3 separate regions of the Mus musculus genome follow, and regions 1 and 2 are each linked to region 3. Evidence: chromatin loops called from intact Hi-C (ENCODE). Cell type or tissue: left cerebral cortex. All regions are shown on one strand.

Region 1 (8,000 bases), 50 kb before region 3:
ATACTGTGGATAAGTGTGAAGCCGTTCTGGCACCATGACTGCCATACTGACCATTGTGGGTGTAAAGCCTGCTGGTGCTTCCTGGCTGCAACAGAGAAGTGACCACCCTACATTCCCATAGCCTTCGTTTCCCACTCAGGTGGCCACCCATGGCTGGCATCAAATGGAAAAGCTCTGTCTCTCTGAGGGGATCTCTCAGAGCGAGTGCCTCTCTGGGCTGCCTCCATGTTCAGGGTAGGCTTGCATCAATCAGGGATGCTGGACACAGGATGAGGCTATTCTGACCTCTCCCCGGCTCACACTCACTACCACCCAAGGCCCCGGACCCTCTCTCCTGCTCACACCTACCACTAACAGAGATCCAGCCCCCCCCTCCCCCCACCCCAAGGTCCTAGGATGACTGCAGCCATCAACAGACCAGATCTGTAGTCTCCGAAGCAAAAGGTTCCTTATAAATGCAGCCATCCATGCCTCGTACGTAAACTAGCCTGCTTGACAGCTCAGAGACAGACACCCTGACGGCCAATCGTGGCTGGCATCAGCTGGAAAGCTTCAGTGAAGCCAAGGGTGGTCCTCCATCCAAAATGCCTGCCTGCTGGCTTCCTTCACGCGCCCTACCCACTGTCATTCCCTCAAGGGTTAGTTACCCTTCAAGGAAGGGACAGAAGCCTGCCCATTAACTCCTGGTACAGTTTCTCCCACCCCCAAGCCACAGCCCTTCTCCACCTCGCCCACTCCACAACCCACACACTCACCTACTTCCCACAGCCCAGCTCCTGCATTTTTTTAGTATAGAGGCTGCACTAGCTGACCCTGATCATGTGATGCTCCTGAGGTTGGCCTGCCCCCCCCCCTCACTCCTAGGCAAAGACCACACGGATCTGGTGTAAGTGATTCATATGGACAACAAGGTGCCTATCAGGGTTTGGGGAGATGAACCTTGCAGCCTCCTGTAAGTCTAGGGCAATGAAAGGCAGGGAACTTGAGGCCACGTGGGAGGAGGCCGATGGAGCCTGCCTATCGCTCCCTTCTGAAGCAGACATGGAAGCTCCAGGGAGAGTCTCAAGTGAGCATGCTCACCGTCATCCAGACCAGGGTGTCCCCAATCTCCTAAAGTGCTCCATGCCTGGCTGCTCTCTCTGACTTAGGGATGCTCTTTTTTTTTTTTTTTTTTTTTTTAATGTCTCACGTGGATCTAGCTGTGGAAAGTTAAGTACCATGGTCACTAAAAGCCCAGGATATGTCACTGCAGTCCCACAGAGAGCTGCTGACCTGCAGGGCATCACAGCCTCAGCCAGTGCCCAGACACTATCAAATGGCAGGATTATGCCCTCAGAATGACGAGCAGCCGGGCCAGCGGGCTGGCTCAGAAGATAAAAGCACCTACAGCCTAGCCTGAAGACTCGAGTTCAACCTCAGGATGGAGCGATAAAAGAAGAGAGCCACCTCCAAAAGTTGTCCTCTGATTGCCACGTATGTGCTGTGGTTCAGTGCATGAGCATACACACACACACACAAACACACACAAATAAAAATGTAATAATAATAAAAACAAAAAACAGTCAGGTGTGGTGGTACACACCATTAATCCCAGCACTCAAGTAGGAGGATCTCTGAGCTTGAGGCCAGCCTGGTCTACAAAGTAGAGATCCAGGACAGCCAAGGCTATACAGAAAAACCCTGTCTCAACAAAATCAAAATCAATCAATAAGTAAAATTAAACAGCAAAATGGCCAGCAGCCCCTCCCTCCCAGTGCTGTGTGAGGCAGCTCTTCACTGGGCTGGACTGTTACACGGTTCAGAACAGCCTCAAGTGTCAGGAGGCATGCATGACAGCAGTGACTTTGGAACCCATAGGGCGGTGTTAGGGGACCCCAAGACTTTTCTATCCCTGCAAGCCTGCCTGCTTCACACATGTTGAGCCCTTCCCAGGGGTGCCTCAGGTAAACAGGTCAGACCTACCTGCTGAGAAGATGTGGCCTGCCACTGCCAGGAAGGCATCCGTCACCACAGGCTCCGACTGCAGGGGGATGTGCAGCTGCCGGGCCACGTTCCGGTATACGCTGGGACGGATCTGCTCCAGCTCATCTCCTGCACGGGCACACAGTGGGTCAGGTCCTCTCCCACCTTAGCCTTGTGGCCAGCACTGACCGAGACTCATTGGTATACCAGATCCACCTGACCCCACTTGACCTCCAAGCTAGCACCTTCCCTTCCATAGGCTCTGACCCCCACTTCACCTGTTTGATTCCCACCCCTTCACCTTATCTTGCTTCATTTGACTATCCCAACCTTGGCCCCATGAACAAATAGAATAGGGAGACTGTGGAACCTCCAAGCCCCCCAGGGCAAGCTGGCTGGGCCAGTGGGGCAGGAATCCTGACGTGATACATGGGTGGTGCCTGCGTAGTGACTCAAGGCAGACGGGCGGGCAGGCAGATAAGCAAGTGGATGGGCAGAGCAGAAGGGACCAGACAGGCAGAGCCCAACATGGAGAGAGGCTTGGCTGGAAGACCACATATATGGAGTCACCCCCTACAGCCTCATGAGATGATGCCGGCTTAGGCCCTGACATTAGCGTCACTTGGTAATGGCTCCGTGAACTGACTTAGACTGAGCCAAGGCCTGGGACAATGGTACCTACCGCCCACATGCCAACCTAGGTTCCTGGTGCCAAATGGGTGTGTTCTTATGTGGTACTATATCAGCCCAGCCAGAGCTGTGCCAAGGAGATGCCTTCCACAGTCCCGCCTGCCCCCTGGGCTGCAGTACCCTTGGCAGTATCATGCATGCACAGGAAAAGATGGTGCCGGGAATTCCACACAGCCTCTGATTGGGTGTCCCCGGCTCAGCCACTTCCCCAGCCAAAGCAAATAGGGAAACGCTGTTGCTGCCTAGCCTGTCCCAGCGATAAGGGTGCCCACGTCATCCCTGAGGCCAGCTGTGCTCTATCTAATTAATTAAGATCTGGAACCAGAGTAGAATCAGGAGTGGGGGGGGGGGGAACCAGGGGATGGAGAGATTGCATGGAAATTCCCATCGCTTGCCCGGTTGTTGCCAAGGATAAACCCTGGGGCCTTTGGAGACTAACCCTAGGAGATGGCTCAGGGACACAAGCTAGGCTGCTTCCTGTTTGTGGCCGAGGCCATGCTTGGGGTCAGGAAGATATCGCTGATCTTAGAAGAATTCACTTTTAACAGTCAGGACAGTACCAAACATAACCTGAACAAGAACACATGGGCATTTGAGCTCTCTCCCTCTGGGAATCCCCTTAGCCATCTAGAAGGCTCTGAACTCCAGAGGGTGGGAACAGCACTGGGTGATGGGAAAAGGCCTTAAAGTCTCTGAGTACTCAGAGGGCTCCTGCTGAGCGCAAGGCTCTGCGCCTGCGCCTTTCTACAGACCAGGGTTCAAGGCTCTCAGGACCTGTCAAAAGGACTGTGAAGGCAGAAACTGCCTGGGTCAGACCCAAGACAGGACTTTCCCTTTGCCACACCAGTGCCCTCGGGACTTACAAGAGGCCAACATGTCCTTTCTCCAGCAAGAGCCAATGGTCTCCTTTTGTCTGCCAAGTTTACCCAACCAAACCTCTCATTCACACCTTCCACATACCCAGAGATAGCCCCCTTCTGTCCATGCACAGCCCTCCTGAGAACCCAACTCAGACTGAATGGACTCCACCTCCCTCTAACTCTTGAACAGGCCAGGTTTACACAGCCCTGCTCCTTGAGGCCAGCCCAATACGAAGATGTGGAGTCTGTATAAAACAGCATGTGTGCACACATCTCCCAGGAAGCCAGGTCTTACAGGGCTCCCTCCAACCAGGAGAATGCACACCCACTCCCCCATTTATTTGTCTCTGCTATCACTTCGCAGTACCTTACAGACCCAAGCCCCAACCTGGCTATGCTAATGTGAACCGTCCAGGATCAAGGGTTCTTCCCCATCACATATCCAGGCCTTAGAGGAGCTAAAGAAAGCTGCTGAGCTAGCTAGCTATGTGTGACCCCCAGAAACAAGTGTCCCAGATATTCTTCAAGAAGGCCCTGGGGGGCCTTCCCATCAAGGGAAACTGCAGAGGGTGTCGGACCTCGGCCAATAACTGAAAGGCCTATTTTCCAAAACAAACATTGGGACACGTGGTACCACAAAGGATTTTTTAGTCCAGCAGAGTACAAGGGTCACAATAAAGTTTAGCTGCTAAAATACTGCTCCTCCAGAGCTTTCTGTGTTTTATGGCAAGAGTGTCTGTGATCTGGACTAAGCAGGAACCAGGAGGGGGGAGGTTGACAAAGGAGCCTGCAAGCAGACAAGCCTGGGGACAAAGAGCAGCGCCAGCCTGGGTGGCCTATCCTTGCACCCTCTCCATTCCAGACAGATTTGGGCTCCCACGCACGCCTCCTCTCTCAGCGCCAGCGGGAGGGTGAGGCACAACCGCAGAAGGGCTGGTCATGTCACAAGAAGGGAATGTCTGTGCAGAACAGCTGTACCGGGAACCCTGAAACACTGCGGGCAGGCCCATCCAACCAGCTATAGAGGGGCGGCCTGGGATGGTACCTGCTGGTGCCCCACACTCACCCAAGCGCAGCAGCACTGTGCACACCTCTGCCAAGCGTCCTCCAGGGGCAGGCGAGGCACGCTCTGGAGCGCTCCAGGAGAGGCCGGCGCGCAAAAGCCGCGCGTGCACGTACTCCCGGCCTAGTGCCTTAGCCTGGGCCACCAGCTCCTTGTCTGTGGGCGAGCGATCAAAGGCGTCCATGATCTCCGCTGCAAAGACAGAAGAGCGCCGCAGCACCTCCATGGCCGAAGCGCGGGCGAGAGGCGCCACACCTACGAATAGACTGAGTTCAGACCGGACCGCCTCCAGCCAGGTGGCGAAAGGACTCCCGCCACGGGAGGAGACCCAGAAGCGCGGCCCGAGGCACAGCGGTCCCCACCGCGTGCGCGATTCAAACAACACAGGAGGTTGGCTGTGCGCCGCCCTCAAAAAGGGCCGGTTTCCGATAGCCTCTCGTTTTGCACCCCAAATCTTTTAAAAGTCTCGGGTTCTTTTTAGGTTCTAAATTAAATCTCGCAGATCCCAGCGGTGGTCAGGGGTTGGAAACACCGCAGGGAAGTGGCGATAGGTTCTTTAATCACAGCGCCCAGGCTCCAGGACCAATTTGGGGGAGAAGAGGATGCAGAGTAGCCTGCTGCGACCAGCCGACAAGCAGGACCCCGCGGGCTCCTCCCTGCCGACGAGTGGGGTCCTAAGGAAGGCTCCAAACTGCGCGGCAGTCCCCGGGCTCGGAGACCACGCACCTGCGCACCTCGCAGAGCCCGTGTTTGTCCCCGGTGTCGCTGTTCCCATGGTGCTACATCCAGGGCACCGACGCCACGCCCGCCCGACTCACCTCTCCCGCCTCATGGCGCGCGGGGCGGCGGTGGAGTTCTGGTTTCAGGACCCGCTCGCTGCCGTCTCCGGCGGTCTAGACCCTTCCATTCAAACCCGCGAGCGCGCGCCCCGCCCCAGCGCCCGCCCCGTCCACACCCGAGCTGAAGCACAGGCTCCGCCGGTCTTCCCGCGCGCTCGCAGAAGTCCTGGTCCCGAGGGGTGCGGGAGGCGTACCGCGGTCTCCCCGCGGGCGAGAAGCCAGGCTTAGGGCTTCGCCTTCTAAGGAAACGGCAACCCCCGGGGGCGGAGCCGCAGCCCAGCTCTGCCCAACGCCTCCCTGGTTTAAGAAAGGCCAGCACAAGTTCTCGGGATGCGCCCGGGAACGCCGCCAGACTGGAGCTGTCCCGGCAGGCAGCGCGAAGAACATCCAGCTCTGACACCAACCCACTGGGGCGCACCAAGTTCCATTTTAAAATGAGCTGACTTATATTTCCTTATTGTCTTATAGAGGCTCCTTAAAGATCCTGGATTCTTGAAGTTGTAGGAGATCTGATGCCCTCTTCTGATCTCCAAGGACACCAGGCATGCACGGGGATTCACAGACATGGAGGCAGGCAAACATTCATACACAAAACAAAAATAACAATAAGTAAATATTTAAAAATAGATTCTGCATTCTTGGCTTAATAGAGCCTTTGGAGTGTGGTGAAGACTTGGGTATGTACATGGTTGAAGATACTACAAATACCCATCCATTCCCACTCAAGTCTAGCTTTGCTTTTAATGAGCTGGACTTATTTATATCCAATCCAATATATAATCTTTTGTAGTTAGTTATCTCTCATTAGGGTATTTCCCTTTGACAGAAAAAGGGGAGGGAGGGAGAGAGACAGAGACACAGAGAGAGGCAGAGACAGAGAGACTCACAAAGAGAGAGAGGCTTGTCTGGAGCTCTGTGTTGACCAGCTGGTCCAACCTGCAGGAATCACCCAGCCCCTGGCTCCGGAGTACTAGACTACAGCGGTCTTCAGAAGCTTAGTTACTTTAGGATTCATACTTAGACCTATGCTGGATCACAGACATCGTTGTGAACAGTGTGGCAGTGAATCCGAGCTCCCTTTTTCCATACCGATTTCCAAGAAAGTCAACATCATCTACTAGACTCTGGTCTTCTCCTTCATCTTTGGACCCAACTGCAAAATCTCAACAATGGGATTTGCTAACTCGACCTAGTTTGTGTAAGTAAAACACTTCACTTAGAGCTATAAAATGCATATTCTACACACGCACACCAAAATAGACTACACCTGAAACCATAAACAAGTGTCAACAAATTTCAAAGAACCAAAATCATACAGTAATTACTCTCTGAATTAAAGCTAAATTGCAGAAAAACCAGTGGAAGTCTCCAAATGCTTGGAAATGAAACAGCGTACTTATAATGAGGCAATAAATAATAAATCACAATGAAAATGTTAAAAGGTTTATTTATGTGTTTTATGTAGATGGGTGTTTTATCTGGATGTATGTCTGCACACAAGAAGAAAGCATTGGATCTCACAGGACTACAGTTATAAGTGGTTGTGAGCCACCATGTGGTTGTTGGGAATTGAACTCAGTACTTCCGGAAGAGCAGTCAGTGCTTGTAACCGCTGAGCCACCTCTCCAGTCCTACCATGGAAATATTTTCAAGTGAACAGTCACAAAAACAGTACAAGCCCAGGTTAAAACCCAGCATCACCACATACAAGTCCCAGTGCTATTGGGGCAAAGAAGAGGAGATCCCTGGGACTGGCAGGACAGGAACCTAGCTCAAGTATCACTAACAGATCCCATCTTAGGAAATAATGTGGAGAGCATTAGAGAATGAGGGGACCTTGCAGGTGTCCGGGCAGGGAATCAAGAATGACGCGACGGGGATTAAAAAGCAGATTCAGATTGACTTCATGAACCTGGTCTGATCTCAGGCAGTTCATTACCAACTAGTTTAATCACAGTATAATTTGAAGAAAAAAGTTTCCTGTTGTAATCCAATCCCCGAGGCACACAGAAGCATAATTACATCAGAACTTGACCCAGGGTGCCTGTCATTAATTCCAACAAGATGGGTTCTAGGGCTGGAGAGATGGCTCAGCAGTTAAGAGCACCATCTGCTCTTCCACAGGTCCTGAGTTCAATTTCCAACAACCACAGGGTGGCTCACAACCATCTGTAATGGTCATCCGATGCAGTGTTCTGGTGTGTCAGAAGACAGTGACAGTGCACCCACATATATGAAATAAACATGGCCAGAGAGGTCGGGGCCAGAGTGAGCAGTAGCTATACTTGCCTGATAGCCCAAGGAAGGCTCTGTATCTCAGTTATACTGATAGCATAGAGATCATTTGTGCTGTTAGCCACCTCCAGTCCTGATTGTGGGAGTTCGATATGCCCTGGGCCAACAGGTATGGCAGATCACCAGGCTATTAATCACTTCCGGTTCCAATTCAAATCCAAGTTTCTGGATGGAAGAACAGGTTTTTTTTTCACCTTTCCCACTGGAAAAACAAGCACTCATGCTCAACACTCCTGGTTTCTCTGGAGATCTGTGAGCAAGGAAAGGACCTTTGTGCTGTACTCTCAACAA
Region 2 (8,000 bases), 120 kb before region 3:
GATAATTTCTACAACTATGTGACATTTGGAATTCTAGGAACTTTTTAGAGGGTATATAAATGCTAGGGCCCCAGAGAGGTATGGTGGGTTGCAGGTTGTTGTTGTTGGTCTAAGTTTGCTAAGTAGTCAAAGAAGAAACAAGAAATTAGATATCCTGATGGTAAAGATCAAACTCTCCCCAAAGAACTGCCACTCAGCAGGAAGCAGTCTAATGATATTGGTGCCACTTTTCTGCCCCCTGACTTTATTCAGGGAGTTCTTCCCTTCCCCCCTATCCTTTTTTCTCTCCTATATAGTATTAGGAAAAGGGTGGAAGAAAAGAGGTGGAGAAGGGTGAAAGAGATGAACCCACAAAGTAGCAAAGACCAGCTACACACCTCACACTCAGCAAAACCAAAACCAAGTCTCTACCAAGCATGCCCGCCCTCATCCAATTTCCTTATCGTGTACAGTAAAACCCAGCGCCATCCCACTCCTCTTAACTTCCAGCTTGCAAATAAAAATCTGGTGTCTTGACCTTCATCACCCATCTAGAATCTATTATCTCCAAGTTTACAGCACCTCTCTACATGTCTTATTGAAGCAGGTCTTACCTTATGTTTCTTCCAGCTTCAACCCTCTTCAGTGCACTCTCAACAAAAAAGACAGAACAAGGCCATCGAGATGGTTAAGCTCTTGCCTGATACCTGAGCTCAATGCCACATGGTAGAAAGAAGGCTTTATCCTGACTTCTGCTCTTTTGTAACTGCATGTGTGCATGTGCACTACCCAACTCACACTCACATGCACACACCCCTGCTCAGTAAGATGGAACACATGCCTGGGACCTGGAGAACCTATAATTGTTACTTTACTACACCAGCATAATTCCTAACTACAGTCCAGATATTTCCCCATAGATCCACATTAAGTGTAGATCTCAGCCCTCAACAAGGGAACCTCTCTTTGCAACACATGGAAACCGCTACAAAAGAACAAACTGGCCAAAATGCAGAGAACAAGTGACCATGTGGTGCCCATCCCCAGCTGTTAAATCTTCAACACAACTCCTGCAATGAAGCTCAGGGACTATGGGGGAAGGCAGGGCCAAAAACCCTTAAGTCAGGAGAATGGGAAGTTTGCTGAGAGATCACATCTCTTAGAATATCAGAGAAGCTACCCAGAATCCAATTATCATAGCTGCTAAACAAGACCTGAACAAGGTCAACACCAACAGGCATGCTAACATGGAAGGGGAACTCTCATGAGGCCCCAACCCCAGAAAAAGAATTACAGTCAACCAAGGAACGGTGAGGGTAGGAGGAGAAAGTCTTCCTTTGAAGAGCCTCCCCAGTATCAAACAAGCAAATAACAATATACAGACTAAGCAGATTTTATTTATATACTAAGGAATACAGGCACACGCACACACAGTGCAAGGAGGAAATGTCTGGGAGGGGCTTGAAGAAGAAAGGGGAAAGGGAAATATGATGTGATTATGTTTTAATCTCAAAAGATAAATACAAATTATATAAGAAAAATGTTGGGTTTTTAAAAAATCCCATAGCAAGTCTGTTAAATTTCACATACTCATCTCAAAACCTCCCAAGGAGTCCTACTCAGAATAAACTTGTGAGTCCTCACAGTGACCCAGCAAGGATTCATGACTGAACCTAAATCATCTTTCACCATCTTTGGTGAAACTTAAACAACAACAACAAAAACCTAAACTGGGTGTGGGAGGAGGGAGGTAGCACATGACTTTAATCTCAGCACTCTGGGGCAGGGCAAGCAGATCTCTGAGTTCAAGGCCAGCCTGACCTACAGAGTGAGTTCTAAGACAGCCAGAGCTGCACAGAAACCCATCTCCAAAACCAACCAACAGTGTAGGCACATGTCTGCATGTGGGCATGTGAGTGTGGTGCCCTAGGCACTGGGTCCCCTGGACTAGAGTCCCGGGGATTATGGGCTACCTAACATAGGTACTAGGAACTGAACTGGTCTTCTAGAAGACCAGTAAGTTAGTTCTCTAACCACTGAACCATCTCTCCAGTCCTCCAGCTCACTGAACTCCTGGGGCATGAACCTCCATGCCACTTTGTTTTTGGTTTAGTTTTTGGTTTAGTCTCGACAAGAATGTACTTTCACAGAGCATGGGGTAGGTGTACTTAAGATGGGATGGAGGGGAGTAGGGGAAGGGGAAAATAATGAATTATCCAAAAAAACCTTTAAATATGCTTCCAAAGTGAGATTTGTTTTTGTCCATCCTGCTACAGTTCCAGTCACCTATAACCTAGCCCACATCACTCTCCCATATAAGCACCATCCAGGCCTATATACTTCTGGTCTCCTGTAGAGAATGTCAGGGGCCTCAGACAGCATTTCTTTTCCTTTGTCCATTTTTCTAGTCCAATGTCTAGATTGAAACTCCTGATACCCAATAACAAATGTAGTTTATAAAAAGATCAAGGTAGGTAGGGCAGGATGGCTCACACTTTTTAAGTCCAGCACTTCAAGGCCAGCCTGATCTACATCCTGAGTTCTAGTACAGTGAGGGTTTTGTGGAGAGATACTGCTGAGAGAGAAAGAGAGAGAAAACACACAAACACAGCACACACAATTATAAGAATAACCAGAAGCAACATTACAAGGGTGGTGGGAGATCAGAAGGTAGATCATAAAATGCCACCCAGAATTATATCAGGAGAAAAATTGCACCATCATACTGTATTTAAAAAAAAGTGTTTTATCACCATTAACACAAGTCTTCAAACACAGATGTCTTTTGAGTTTGATCTCACAGCAGCATTAAACACCCACTTAATTTCAGCATTGGGGATGTACAAGCAAGCAGATATATTTCTGTGAGTCTTGGGTCAGCATGGTCTACATATTAGACAAGACTAAACAGTGAGGCCTTGTCTTTAAAAAAAAAAGTGGGGGAGAGGATAATTAAGTAATTCAATGTATTATCCCATTCCACACCTCCAAGAGGCACTGTGGTGTGACAGCTTCAGTTATTCATTCTAAAAAAAAAAAAAAAATGAATTATCTTAAAAAAATATACACCTGGCTCATGCATCTTGGGGAGTCAACGTTCCTGCTTCCTCCAGCTACGGATGCCATAAACTGCTGAAATGTGTATTAACTGTAGGCATTACTCCCAAGTAAGAGCCGACTACTTCTCTAACACAGCTGTCAGAAGAAAACCATCAAAAGCAACGCCATTCAAGAAAAGTACAATGAAATCAGGTAGCAGGACTCCTTCACAAAGGAGTGGATTCTTGAAGGCAGGTCGCTCTTAAATTAAAAAAAGGAAAAAAGAAAAAGAAAACCAAAAAAAAAAAAAAAAACCCGCTAACGCTGCTGAGGGAATGAGAGAACCTCTGTTGGGGGTGGGGTGGGGTGGAATGGGGTGGGGTGGGTATTTTTAGGGCTATTAGCAAACAACTTATTTGATAGATTTGCATCTCCAAGACTTCTGGCCAACATAAACAAAGAACCGCACTCTCCAGCTTCAGAAGCAAGAGTCAGTTAAAAACAAACAAACAAACAAACAAACAAAACCCACCCACACTTAACCCAGTATTAGGACCTCAAGAAGTCAAAGTAGCATGTGACTGATCCGCTGTCAGAACAGGAGCGGGGCTCACCTACACAGGTTATTGAACTTCAAAGACAAAAGATGTGCATGTTGTGGTAGCTGGACCAGCGGCCAACAACTTGACAGAAGTTAAAGAGGTCGGCTCTTCAATGGACACCGCAAGGCCCACCCTCGCGGCGCACCGGTCCTCTCCGGGCACCAGGGTGCCCGCGTCCTGATGCGTCCCTCAGACTCCCTGCCCTCACGCCCGCAGCCGCGAGCCCACAGGCTGGGACGCTCCCCGAGGGCCGCGGCCGAGCGCCGGAGGCCGAGGCGCTGACGAGTGGCCCCGCGAACCCGGTACTGAGCGCTGCGGGGAGGCGCGGCCCGCCCAGCCCAACACACCGGCCTCCGCCCCAGCGGGCGGCCACGGGAGCCCGCCCGCGACAGGGCAGGCGTCCGCCCTCCTTACCTGCGTCCATCTTCCCTGTCCGGCTGCCGACTGACCGTGCCGTCGCTCCGACGGACTACTGCGCGACACGGCGACGGGAAGCCGCGGCAGCCAAGCGCGGCGCAGCGGAAGCGCGGGCGTCGCCATCTCGCCGTACGGCGGTGGGCACGCGGGGGGTGGGGCCTCGGCGCGTGTGGTTCCTAACCGGACGCGGCCGCCCCGCCCCCGGCCCGCGCCGCCGCTTCGGAACACCCGGGAGCCGGCCCGAGCTGCGCTCCTCCGGCGCCGCCATCTTTCCGTACAGACAGCCACCCGCGCATGTCTCGGTACGGACTCACCGCCCGCTGCGGCCGCGACGCCGGCGCCGTGGCCGGGCAGTCCGAGCGCAGCGTGGTGCGGGCGGCAGCGCGCAGCCATCTTGCCGTACGGCTCGGCCGCGGCCCACGTCCCGAGCTGTGTCGCCGCGCTCCCTCGGGGCGGGTCGGGCCAGCGGGCGGGCGGCAAGGATCGGAGCCTGGCGGCGCTCACGACCGAGGCCCGCAATGGTGATCTGCTGCGCGGCCGTGAACTGTTCCAACAGGCAGGGCAAGGGCGAGAAACGCGCTGTCTCCTTCCACAGGTACGCGGCCCGCCTCCGGGTCCGCCACGCCCCCGCCCTGGCCGGGGCCCGCGGGGAAACTGAGGCCGCGCGGCGGGCCGAGCTCCGGGGACCGGGAGTGGGGGGCCGGCTAACCGAGGGTAACTGTGGGAGGTGGACGGGTCGTGGAGCTTTATGACCTTGGCTTGGACCGCCGGCTTTGGGGACCAGCACGGCCATGCCTCGGGCAGAGCGGCCGGAGGCCCCCTCCGCCACCTCCACCAACGGGCGTCGCACTGATTTGGGCTGGCCCTGCCAATTTCAGGAGTATTCTGCAAGGGCGCCTTCTCAGGTTAATCCTGATCTTTGCTTTCGGGCAGTTCTCCACTCTTGCCTCGGCGGGGCAAGCCCGCCCGGAGGTGTGTGGCAGGAGTGCGGCCCGGCGCACGCAGCTCTACTTCCTGCATCCATAGCCCTCATCGCCTTCCTATGGGGTCCTGCGGCCCAGGCACTGGCACCGATCACCTCCCGCATCCTGCACTCTGGCAGAGGCCCGGGGGATGACCGTGGAAAGGGCTTTCCAGGGGGTTCTCGGTGGCCCTTGTGCGGGCCGCGCCTTCCAAAGGCTTTCGAGACTCCCTCAGTTGGTCCTCTCCTGTGATTTCCAACAGGAGTGAACAGCGAGCGAAGGGACTCTGCCTTGGAAGTCACTTCGCACATCCTGCCACCTCTTAGTACTTGGTGTTAAAATTTAAAGATGGGAATGGCACGTATCTGTTGAAAGTTCACAGGGTTACATTAAGTCTCCAGTCCTTAAGACCTGGTTCAAAACAAAACCTAGTAACGTTAAACAATCTTACAAGTCAACCAGAATGTTTCCGTAACAATTTCACATAGAACATGCCCCAGAAGTTTTGTTAACAGTTGAAAATGAGGCAGTGTTGCAAGGACTGATGTTGGCTTCCCCATGTTCTAACATGGTATATGGGTAGACAGTGCCCAAATTGGGGCGGGGAAACTCCAGAAATCTAGCTCACTAAACACTGATAAAGGTTATAAGATCACATTGCTTACAACGTCCAGATCCATCCTATTAAGGCCAGTCTTGGTCCACAGCAGGTTCCTCGAGACTGGAAAAGCTCAGGTGGAGCTCTGAGCACCTGAGAAAGCCTACCATGTGTAGTCAGTTTGGTCTCACAAATCTTGCCTTAAGTGACCATTAAATAGCTTCATTAGATGAGGGAAGAAATTACTAAGCATGTTATTGAACATCTAATTTTTTTTTCCCAGTTTTCCTCTTACGACGTAAAATACTACATAAAATTTACCATTTTTGTCTTTGGGGTGTTTTGGTGTGTGTGCACAGGCACGTGTCTGTGTGTGTGTTTTGAGACAATGTCTCATTGAATTGCCTTGTTGGCCTACATCGCATTGTTTTAGTCTGCTGGTCTTGTAGACGTCCTTCCTCTGCCTCCCAAGCTCGGGAAATACTGGCATGAGCCACCAAGAACAACTGGGTTTTTTGTTTGTTTGTTCTGGTCTTTTCAGAAATCTGCCTGCCTCTGCCTTCCAAGTGCTGGAATTAAAGGGGTGGGCCACCACCACCTGGCCTTGGATTGTTTGTTTGTTTTCTTTTGAGTCAGTGTCCCTTTCCATAGCCCTGATTGTTCTGGAACTCATTTGTAGACAGGCTGGACTTGAACTCTCCTGCCTTTGCCTCCCAACTGCTAGGATTAAAGGTTTACACTACCACCCTAACCTATGACTGACACATTCAGCATAACTTCCCAAAGGTTTACCCAGGCTCCTAAAGGAGGTTTTGCTGCCTACTAAGAGAAATACCTAGGCGAGACATACAAAGTACTCCTACCAGGGAGCCATGCTCCCTGCTCTTTTTTCTGTTCTGTTCTTTTCTTTTCTTTTTTGGTTTTTTTTTTTTTTTTTTTTTGGTTTTTCGAGACAGGGTTTCTCTGTATGGCCCTGGCTGTCCTGGAACTCACTTTGTAGACCAGGCTGGCCTCGAACTCAGAGATCCACCTGCCTTTGCCTCCCAAGTGCTGGGATTAAAGGCGTGCGCCACCACGCCCGGCTCTGTTCTTTTCTTTTGTTTGTCTTGCTTTGAGACAAAAATCTCAGAAGAGACTGGCCTTATGTGTATTGAACGATGACACTGAACTCTGCCAGACAGGCCTTGGACTCACTCTATAACTAGGCAGATGTTAGCCATGGGATCCTCCTACCTCAGAGGAACTGATGTCACGGTTGTGCACCATTAGGCCTGGCTAGAGCTTTTGGGTCTTTATGCTAAAGCTCTTTCCTATACTCTTAGCTACTTGAGCTCAGCTGTGGTTGGTTTTTAGCTGGGCCTCTCAGATATCTCCTGGTCTCTTGCTCCCAGCTCTCTTGCCTGGCTTCTCATTAGGGTTATAGCACCCAGAAACATACTTTTCAGGTACCAGATGATTTGGTCAGTGGTCCACTGGTGAAAGCTTCTTTTTTTTTTTTTTTTTTTTTTTTTGACAGGGTTTCTCTGGACAGCCCTGACTGTCCTGGAACTCACTCTGTAGACCAGGCTGGCCTTGAACTCAGAAATCTGCCTGCCTCTGCCTCCCGAGTGCTGGGATTAAAGGCGTGCGCCACCACTGCCAGAAGTGAAAGCTATTTCTTGTTGTCTGGATTCTACCTGCTGTCTCTGACCATCCTTTGTGCGCAGGGTCATTTGCCATACCTATGAGTAATATCTGTAACCCTAATGGACTTTCTATGCCTACCCTTGCTCTGAATAAGGATACAGAGAGACTTATATTCATTACTATAAGCTTTGGGCACTCTATCTGGCAGATTCTCAGTTATTCCAACCCAACAACAACTGACCTGGCCCACATCCCACCCCACATCCCTCCACGTGACCCGTTACCTGTCCATCCTAGTCTCATCCTGGCATCTGCTCCTTCATCCGTGTCAGGCAGGGACTTCACATTCCTGCCTGAGACTCTGTATTTCACCCCGGAAGTCCCGCCTTAACTCTCCAGCCCATCTATTGGCTGTTCAGCTCTTTATTTGACCAACCAGAAGGCTATGGAGACCCATGTTTACAAAATACTGAGGCAGGGCATGCTTCATGATAATGACAATACCAAAGTCTGACTGTAATCAGATCTCCGCCAGCACAGAAATTAGCATTTTAATAATACAAAGATAATCTTTACACAGTGCACACACACACACACACACACACACACACACAAAATCACTCCAACCTACATCTTCGTTCCTCTATTCCTCTATTCCCTATCTATAGACTCAGTGTCCTAAAATATATACATTAGGACTTTTTCCTTTCCATTTCAGTAAGGACCTGTAAGATGGTCCTGAAATCCTTATTAAGTTCTAAGCAGATAACGTCAGTA
Region 3 (8,000 bases):
GTCCATATCTTGGAGGCCAACACTTAACATTACAATAAACAATAAAAGACAAATCCTCAACAAACTAGGATAGAAATTGTTACCAGGATAGTGGGGTATTGCTGTGACAGACCTGACCATGTTGCTTAGGAAGGATTGTGGAAAGACTCTGGAACTTTAGGTGAGATGAGCCATTGAGTATTCAAATCTTGGTGAGTTGTTCTGTGGAAGCTTGAAAGTGAAGAATACTGAGATCTGTACAGATGATGGAGGCCTGGTTTGTGAAGTTTCAGAGGGATATCTGAGAGTCCCTTCATGATTCTATAGGGGCTGTTTGCTATTTTGAGTTGAGAATCTGTGGTTCTGGGCAGCAATAGCTGAAGAACCAGCTGTGACTAACAAGAGACCAGAACTACTGAAAGTAAAACCTTTGCTTGCTTTGCTGGGACAATTGATGCTGGTTAGCTGGAGCTGCTGAGAAGTTAATGGTGATTAAGAAGGGACTGGCATCATCGAGGCAAAAACTTTTGGGAAGTGTTTTCTCAGAGTCAGCACATGCAGCCCATGTTCAGAGGTGGCCAAGGTTGTATCTAGTGCTGGCAACCAAGGTGGTCATATGTAAGTGTCTAGTTATGGTTTTACTGCTGTGAACAGACACCATGACCAAGGCAAGTCTTATAAAAAACAATATTTACTTGGGGCTGGCTTACAGGTTCAGAGGTTCAGCCCATTATCATCAAGGTGGGAGCATGGCAGCACCCAGGCAGGCATGGCACAGGAGGAGCTGAGAGTTCTGTATTCATCCAAAGGCTGCTAGTGGAAGACTGACTTCCAGGCAATTAGGATGAGGATCTTATGCCACACCCACAGTGACATACCTACTCCAACAAGGCCACACCTCCAAATGGTGCCACTCCCTGGTCCAAGAATATACAAACCATCACAGTAAGATTCTCCCGCATGGTACTAGTTTTGAAGGCACAAAGGGGCCACAGAGAGGAATTGAGACTTGACTCTGTGAAAGCCAAGGCAACACTATTGGTGAAAATGCAGCCCAGTTGCAGCAGAAGACCCCAGCATTTTAGAGATGTTAGTATCATATAGGATGATACTAACCAAGAACACCAATGCTATGTAGCTGAAGCCTAGGAGACAAGCTCTGTGTGCTGTAGAGGGTGAAGCCAGAGAAGTGGCTCAGGCCCCTTGGAAGTGCTAAGAATTTGAGTGAATTCTAGATATTGGGCATTGTGTGAACTCTTTGTTGTTGGAGGTTGGTTTGATCTGATTGTGACTCTTCCCTCTTGAAATAAGGATCTAACTCATTTCTTATTTTATAGAAGCCCACAGTTGAGAGACTGTTGATTTTATTTTTTTTAAGATTTATTTATTTATTATATGTAAGTACACTGTAGCTGTCTTCAGATGCACCAGAAGAGGTCATCAGATCTCATTACAGATGGTTTGTGAGCCACCATGTGGATGCTGGGATTTGAACTTTGGACCTTCGGAAGAGCAGTCGGGTGCTCTTACCCACTGAGCCATCTCACCAGCCCAGAGACTGTTGATTTTAAAAGAGACATTGGATTTTAAAAGAGATTAGGGACTGAATTTTAAAAATTAGTTTTAGATTTATTTTTATTATTTTATTGTATGAGTGTTTTGCCTGCATGAATGTCTGTGCACTACATATGTGCCTATGTCTGAGGAGGTGGTAAGCCTCCATGAGAGTCCTGGGAACGAACGGAACATGGGTCTTTTGCAATGAGTGCTTTTTTGTTTTTATTTTTTTCTTTTTATCGAAAATAGATTTTGAGGGCTGGAGAGATGGCTCAGTGGTTTAGAGCACCGACTGCTCTTCCAGAGGCCCTGAGTTCAATTCCCAGCAACCAAATGGTGGCTCACAACCATCTGTAATGGGATCCGATGCCCTCTTCTGGTGTGTGTCTGAAGACAGCTACAGTGTACTCATATACATAAAATAAGCAAATAAAAAATTCTAAAAAAAAAAAAAGAAAATAGATTTTCAAACAAAATAAAATATAATAAGATAAAACAAAAACCATCACATTGGAGTTGGACAAGGCAAATCAAGGGAAGGAAAGGAACTCCAAGAAAAGGCACAAAAGACCGGGAAGTGGTGGTGCACGCCTTTAATCCCAGCACTCCGGAGGCAGAGGCAGGTGGATTTCTGAGTTCAAGGCCAGCCTGGTCTAGAGTGAATTCCAGGACAGCCAGGGCTATACAGAGAAACCCTGTCTCGAAAAATAAAAGACAAAAAACAAAAAACAAACAAACAAAAAAAAGTAAAGGCACAAGAACCAGAAACCCACTTTTTCATACACTTAGGAGTCTCATAAAAATACCAAGCTGAAAGCTATAATACACACACAGGCCCTGCTGCAGACCCGTATGTGTTCCGTGCTCGCTGTTCCAGCCTCTCTGAGCTCCTATGAACTTTCTTCAGTTGATTGACAGGGACTTTCTCCTCTGAGCTCTGGTCTGTCTCCCATCATCCAGCATCCCCTCTTTGAGTTCTTTCTTTAGCTAAGTCTTCCTTCTTTTAATTTTTCTTAAAGAGGATATAAAAAAATTATAATCATTTTTAGACATAGTTATCAGTATGCTGATACTCCTAGCAAAATTACATGGGGTCCAAATGTCCTCTTCTAAATTTTTTTCTATTTTTTTATTATGGAAAATATTTTATTTTCTAATTTCTAACTCTCTCCTTTCTCTGGAGACTTTATTTTACCACATTCAAACTTAATATCTTTTCTCCCCTCTCTTTCCTTCTCTCTCTGGTCTCTTTCAGACCCCGTGACTGGGATCGGAAGTTCCCCCTTCTCTTTCTCCTCTGAGCAGTTATTGGCTGAATCAGCTCTTTAGAAACCGTTTTAGGGTTTTACTGCTGTGAACAGACACCATGACCAAGGCAACTCTTATAAGAACAACATTTAATTGGGGTTGCCTTACAGGTTCAGAGGTTCAGTCCATTATCATCAAGGCAGGAACATGGCAGCATCCAGGCAGGCGTGGTGCAGGAGAAACTGAGAGTTCTACATCTTCATCTGAAGTCTGCTAGCTGAATACTGGCTTCTAGGTAGCTAGGGTGAGGGTCCTAGGCCCACTCCCACAGTGACACACCTACTCTAACAGGGCCACACCTTCTAATAGTACCACTCCCTGGGCCAAGCATATACAAATCACCACAGAAACCAATTCCAGGTGATGGGAAACAATCTTTATACATCACTGAGACAGGAGATATTCCAATAATCATGACAATGACAATGACCATTGTGGATGGTGCCATCCCTGGACTGGTGGCCCCAGTTTCTATGAGAAAGCAGGCTGCACAAGCCATGAAAAACAAGCCAGTAAGCAGTACCTCTCCATTGTCTTAGCATCAGATCCTGCCTCCAGGTTCCTGCCTTGTTTGAGTTCCTGTCCTGACTTCCTTTGGTGAGGAGCAGTGTTGTAGATTATAAGCCAAATAAACCCTTTCCTCTCCATGTGGCTTTGGTCATATCATCACAGCAATATGAACCCTCACTAAGACACAATGAATTTATTATTTTATATGTATAGTCATTCACATCCACAGATGTTTGTGTACCACTTGTGTACCTGATGCCCACAGAGGCCAGAAGAGGACTCGGATCCCCTGAAATTGGAGTGACCAATAGTTGAGAGCCACCATGTGGGTGCTGGGAACCAAGCCTGGTTCCTATGCAAAAGTCTCCAGTGCTCTTAACAGCTGAAAAGAAAATCTCTCCAGACCCTTGGGAAGTGTTTTATAGATAAACTACATGGAAGTCTTCCTAAACAGCCAACAACTCTTCAATATCTATTTGACCCAAGAACAAAGCAATAAACCAATACGAAGTTTAATCTCATGAGTAGGGCTTTTCACATGAAGTCTGATGGTTCATATGGATAACCCCAGCATTTGGGAGGCAGAGGCAGAGGCAGAGGCAGAGGCAGAGGCAGAGGCAGAGGCAGAGGCAGAGGCAGAGGCAGAGGCAGAGGCAGAGGCAGAGGCAGAGGCAGAGGCAGAGGCAGAGGCAGAGGCAGAGGCAGAGGCAGAGGCAGAACTGCTGTGAATTTGAGGCCAAAAAGGGCCACATAGAGAGTTTTAAGCCAGCCTAGGCTACAGAATGAGGTCCTGTCTTAAAAATCAAAAATAAAGGCCTACAGAGATTCCTCAATCATTAAGAATTCTTGTTGCTCTTCCAGAGGACCAGAATTTAGTTCTAGCACCCATGCCATTCAGCATATGACCCTCTGCAACTCCAGATCCAGGCCTTTTCAGATCTCAGTAGGTTCCTGTTCACATTTAACATACACATATATGTACATAAATAAGTCTTAATAGAGTTGGCCTTGCCTAATTTCAGACTTTTCTATAGGAGGGATAGGTAGGCTGAAGGCCATCCTACAGATGATCTTTTTCAGGGGCAATAAAAATATTTGCCCCTATTGTTGATGCCTTGGGGCGGGGGAGGGGAGGAAACCAAGGTGCTTCAGGATCCAGGGCAGGGCTGTTTGCTGGAAGTCTATTTTCTTCTGGGGAAAAACACAGCAAAGAAAACCTAATCAACATGTAGTAAAATTTGGCGGTTAAAGAATCTGATGCAAGGTCTTGCATGCAAGGTTTAAGGTTCCAGGATGGTGCCCAGGAAGAAAATCCACCAGAGAACAGAAACAACAAGCCTTTATGAGTTGGGGAGTAGGGACATTATGGTGGTTTGCACTGAGCCGTCATAGGAATGGACACAGTATGGAGCCAAATCTCCCTCCCGTGGAACACTAGGAGACTGCATAGAAGTGGACATTGCTGACTAGTCACTCATACTGAATTCACAGGATGAAAGGCATCTTCCAACCTTTGGAAATCCCCGCTGGACCACACAACTCTTCCCAGCGCCAGGTCATGTCCTGGGGACCTACGATTAAACCTTTTCAGATAGGGAAACTGAGGCAGGAGAGAAGCACTTGTCCAACAATGGGCGACTTTTCTAAGGGCGCGCGTGGGCGTACTCCTTGTGTGTGTGTGTTGCTAAGCGCAGACAAGAAGGTCACACTGCGGTTAAAGCTGGAGCACCAGGATATGAGGGTAATGTGGGTTCGCACTCCAGGCACACAGTATGGGTCTCAGAAGCTTGGCAAACAGAACTGGGAAAATGAGAGGAGGGCTGAAAAAAAAAGAGAAAAAAAAGCCTAGAAAACGTCAAGGCAACTGCGCACGCGCTGCACCCGTCACCGCGCGGCCTGACAGGAGGGGCAGCCCAGCTCGGGCATATCTCAAGGTTCGGATCCAATCTGTGGCGCATTTGTGCCTCTCCACTGACCGCCCACCGCAAGTTCTCCTGGGACTTGTAGTCTGTCGCCATCAGGGCCCCGGAGCACTTGCGTAACACCTCATCCTACCGCGCAGCCTGCTGGGACTTGTAGTCTCAATTTTGCGTGCCCGGGGTACGGGGCGGGCTGCGGGACTCCTAGTCCCACAGAGCTTCGCGCTCGCCACGACGCCCTGCTCAGAGCCGCTGCCTCCACCTCACGGGCTGGGAGGCCTGGGCGTTCCGGGAGACCGAATTGCGGTGTGAGCCGCCGTGGGGACTGCGAAGCGGGCCCGGAGTCCGAGATGGAGCCGCCCGGAGGTGGGCGCTGCCAGCGGGCCTCGCCTGAATGTTGGGGAGGCCGGGCACGCCCTGAGGGCGGGTCGGGGGCCCTGGGCGCGGGACCGGAGGTCGCGGGTGGAGGGACGCCACGGAACGGGTCCCCCTGGCCACTGTTGACCGAGCGGCCTGCGGTTTCTCGCAGGTGCTTGAGGCGAGCGGGCGGAGCGGCTGCGACGGACTGGTCACGTCAGCGGGGACATGGCTCACCTCCGGGGCTTCGCGCACCAGGTGAGTGTGGGCGTCGGCGTGCCCCGAGTCCGTGGTTCGCTGTGGAGCGGATTTGTCCACTTGAGGCGGGAGAGGGGCGGAGGCCGTCTGCCTCGGGGCGCGTCTTGGGGCCGTTGGAACTCTGGCCTGTGCCGAGCCAGCGCCTGCGGAAGACGTGAGCCCCAGGGAACGTCTGCGGGGCGAGCGCTTCTGCTCGGGAGCTGCTGGGGGCAGGTGCAGGAACCTGCCCTGGGCACAACCTGCTTGACCCAGGCTCGGAGCACCTTCCCAGAAGATGGACTCCACCTTCCTTGGCTAACGGGATGGAACCCCGACACGGGACCGCACAGGAGATGAGGGCTGCGTAGGGTCAGAGGGTTCGGTGGTTTGCTCTCTGGACCCCCTTTCTCGCCTTTATTTTATTTGTGGTGTTGTTATTTCAGAGCAATATGACAGACAGCTAGTGAAGTGGAATGAGCTGCCTTGGCGGCTGATTTTCCTCTGGCTTTAGCTGTGGGATTTGCGTTTTAAGGGCTTGGTTTAGATAGGCTTAGGCTTGACAGTTGCACAGTGAAGGAATCAGTTCCTGAGGACAGTGCAGCCGCTCACCCCACCCCACCCTGACCCCCCTTCTCCCTGCATCCTTGAGAACTGGTTGTGTAGACAGGAAGCATGTCCGTCCGCTGCTTGTGGGCAGGAATTGGAGGCAGGGCTCCTTGGAGGAAACCAAACCAGCCTGGAAGACTACTCACAGCTGTTGGGGAGGGCTTTTGGCCCAGCTGTCACAGATGGGATCCCGAGCTTGCTAACTGATGCTGAATTAAGCTAACACATTTTTAATACATTTTGACATTTCGCCTCTAATTATATAACATACTAAGAGAGAGAGAAAAAAAATCTGCCTCTAGTTTATTTTTAAGAGACTTAAGCTTAGCTTATGAAGGTCCCAGGATGACAAATTGGAGCTATGAATTGCGAAGGAGTACAGTAATGATGGCTAGGGGACCTTTCTCAAAGAGAAAACACCCTTTTTGTCTTTTTAGGGGCCTGTGTCCAGCCTAGACATACTTGGCTTCTGAAAGTGACACAAAACCTTTGTAGGGCTGCTTTCTCCCAAGATGGCTGCCATAGAGTCCTATGAAATTGCTCCTTTTGTGTGATAAGGCTTGTACTTTCCCCCTGTAGCCTGTGCTTCTGCCTTAGATTACCTTTTACCCGGCCTGTTCCTGCCCATCTCTGGAAGGACCAGATGGTTCTGGGCAAGCACTGTGTGACTGTGTGTGGTAGATGAGGGAGGATGTGTGCTGAGTTGTTCCTCTTGTTTTGGAGAGGTGATACACAGCAGGCATGTTGGCAGAAAGGCCAGAGGCTGTAAGTATAATATCCCTAGGATGGAATGGAGAGCGAATGGGTCTCAGTTGTTCAGAGTAAGTTAGATGGCTTGAGTGATGGTTCATAACACATTCTGTCCAGAAGAGAAATCTGAGCCACCCAGATCAGCATGCTAGCTGTCTGTGATTGGCTGGGTTTGGGACTAGGGCTGCTTCAAAGGTGTAAATACAGAGACCATGCCAGAAAGGCTCCTATCATACTGTTTCTTAGGCTGACTGGTTCACAGCTATAGGTACCCAAAAAACGTAGACTTTGAAGACTAGGGTTCCCACCTTCCTTGCACAAAGTCTAGAACTCTGGCTTTGGGATCTGTTATTTTCTTTTCCTCTGAGGCAGTGTGAGTGAATACCTGGCCTGAAGTATCCTTCTTCGGCTACTGTAGTGGACAAGTTCTGATTCTAGGTTCCCCCAGAAGAGAGCAATTAAGAATTCTCAGTATGGCTGAGCAGTGTGGGAGGATGTGGTGTCTGAGCCTGAGTAGTAGGAAAAGGGCTACTGAGAACTGGAAGGATAGTGGTCCTGGGTCATGTAGTTAGCCGATGGCTTGACTTCTCTCTAACAGGCTTTCTTAGGCTACAAGCACTGGACTGAACCAGTGATAAGACTGTATTGCCTTGAGTCCTCAACTAGACCTTCTGGAGATCTTTGAGATGGTTTTCAAGGTGTCTCAAAACTACACATGGTGGAGCTGTAGCATCTGAGGAGACAGTAGAGGCCAAGTGGTTAGAGAAAGAAGGGTTT

The links. Peaks named below come from ENCODE experiments on the same cell type or tissue, not always from the same donor. Only the 100,000 strongest peaks of a DNase experiment are listed, where the experiment ranks them.
Region 1: it touches region 3 in a loop (8-fold over the local background); 7 of 42 quality-filtered maps call a loop at or near these places.
Region 2: a loop joins it to region 3, with 7 times the contacts of the local background. A loop is called at or near these places in 7 of 42 quality-filtered maps.

Annotation. Positions count from the first base shown.
Region 1 is chr1:93,683,248-93,691,247 of GRCm38, reverse strand. Bok (BCL2-related ovarian killer) reads right to left here and starts at 5,673. Exons shown (of 5, transcript NM_016778.3): 1 at 5,394-5,673; 2 at 4,579-4,830; 3 at 1,963-2,091. The coding sequence starts at 4,801. In left cerebral cortex, CTCF peaks have their summits at 2,752 and 4,620; DNase peaks (open chromatin) are centred at 2,120, 4,464, 4,614 and 5,701; H3K4me3 peaks cover 2,166 bases; H3K27ac peaks cover 1,951 bases.
Region 2 is chr1:93,751,089-93,759,088 of GRCm38, reverse strand. It overlaps Thap4 (THAP domain containing 4), which reads left to right and starts at 4,251. Exons shown (of 6, transcript NM_025920.3): 1 at 4,251-4,632. The coding sequence starts at 4,556. It overlaps Atg4b (autophagy related 4B, cysteine peptidase), which reads right to left and starts at 4,184. Exons shown (of 13, transcript NM_174874.4): 1 at 4,035-4,184. The coding sequence starts at 4,044. In left cerebral cortex, no CTCF peak of the experiment used is centred here; DNase peaks (open chromatin) are centred at 4,228 and 4,935; H3K4me3 peaks cover 2,548 bases; H3K27ac peaks cover 1,506 bases.
Region 3 is chr1:93,633,186-93,641,185 of GRCm38, reverse strand. Stk25 (serine/threonine kinase 25 (yeast)) reads left to right here and starts at 5,459. Exons shown (of 12, transcript NM_021537.3): 1 at 5,459-5,639; 2 at 5,803-5,888. The coding sequence starts at 5,859. In left cerebral cortex, CTCF peaks have their summits at 4,773, 5,762 and 5,971; DNase peaks (open chromatin) are centred at 6,063, 6,298, 6,615, 7,084 and 1 more place; H3K4me3 peaks cover 2,624 bases; H3K27ac peaks cover 2,391 bases.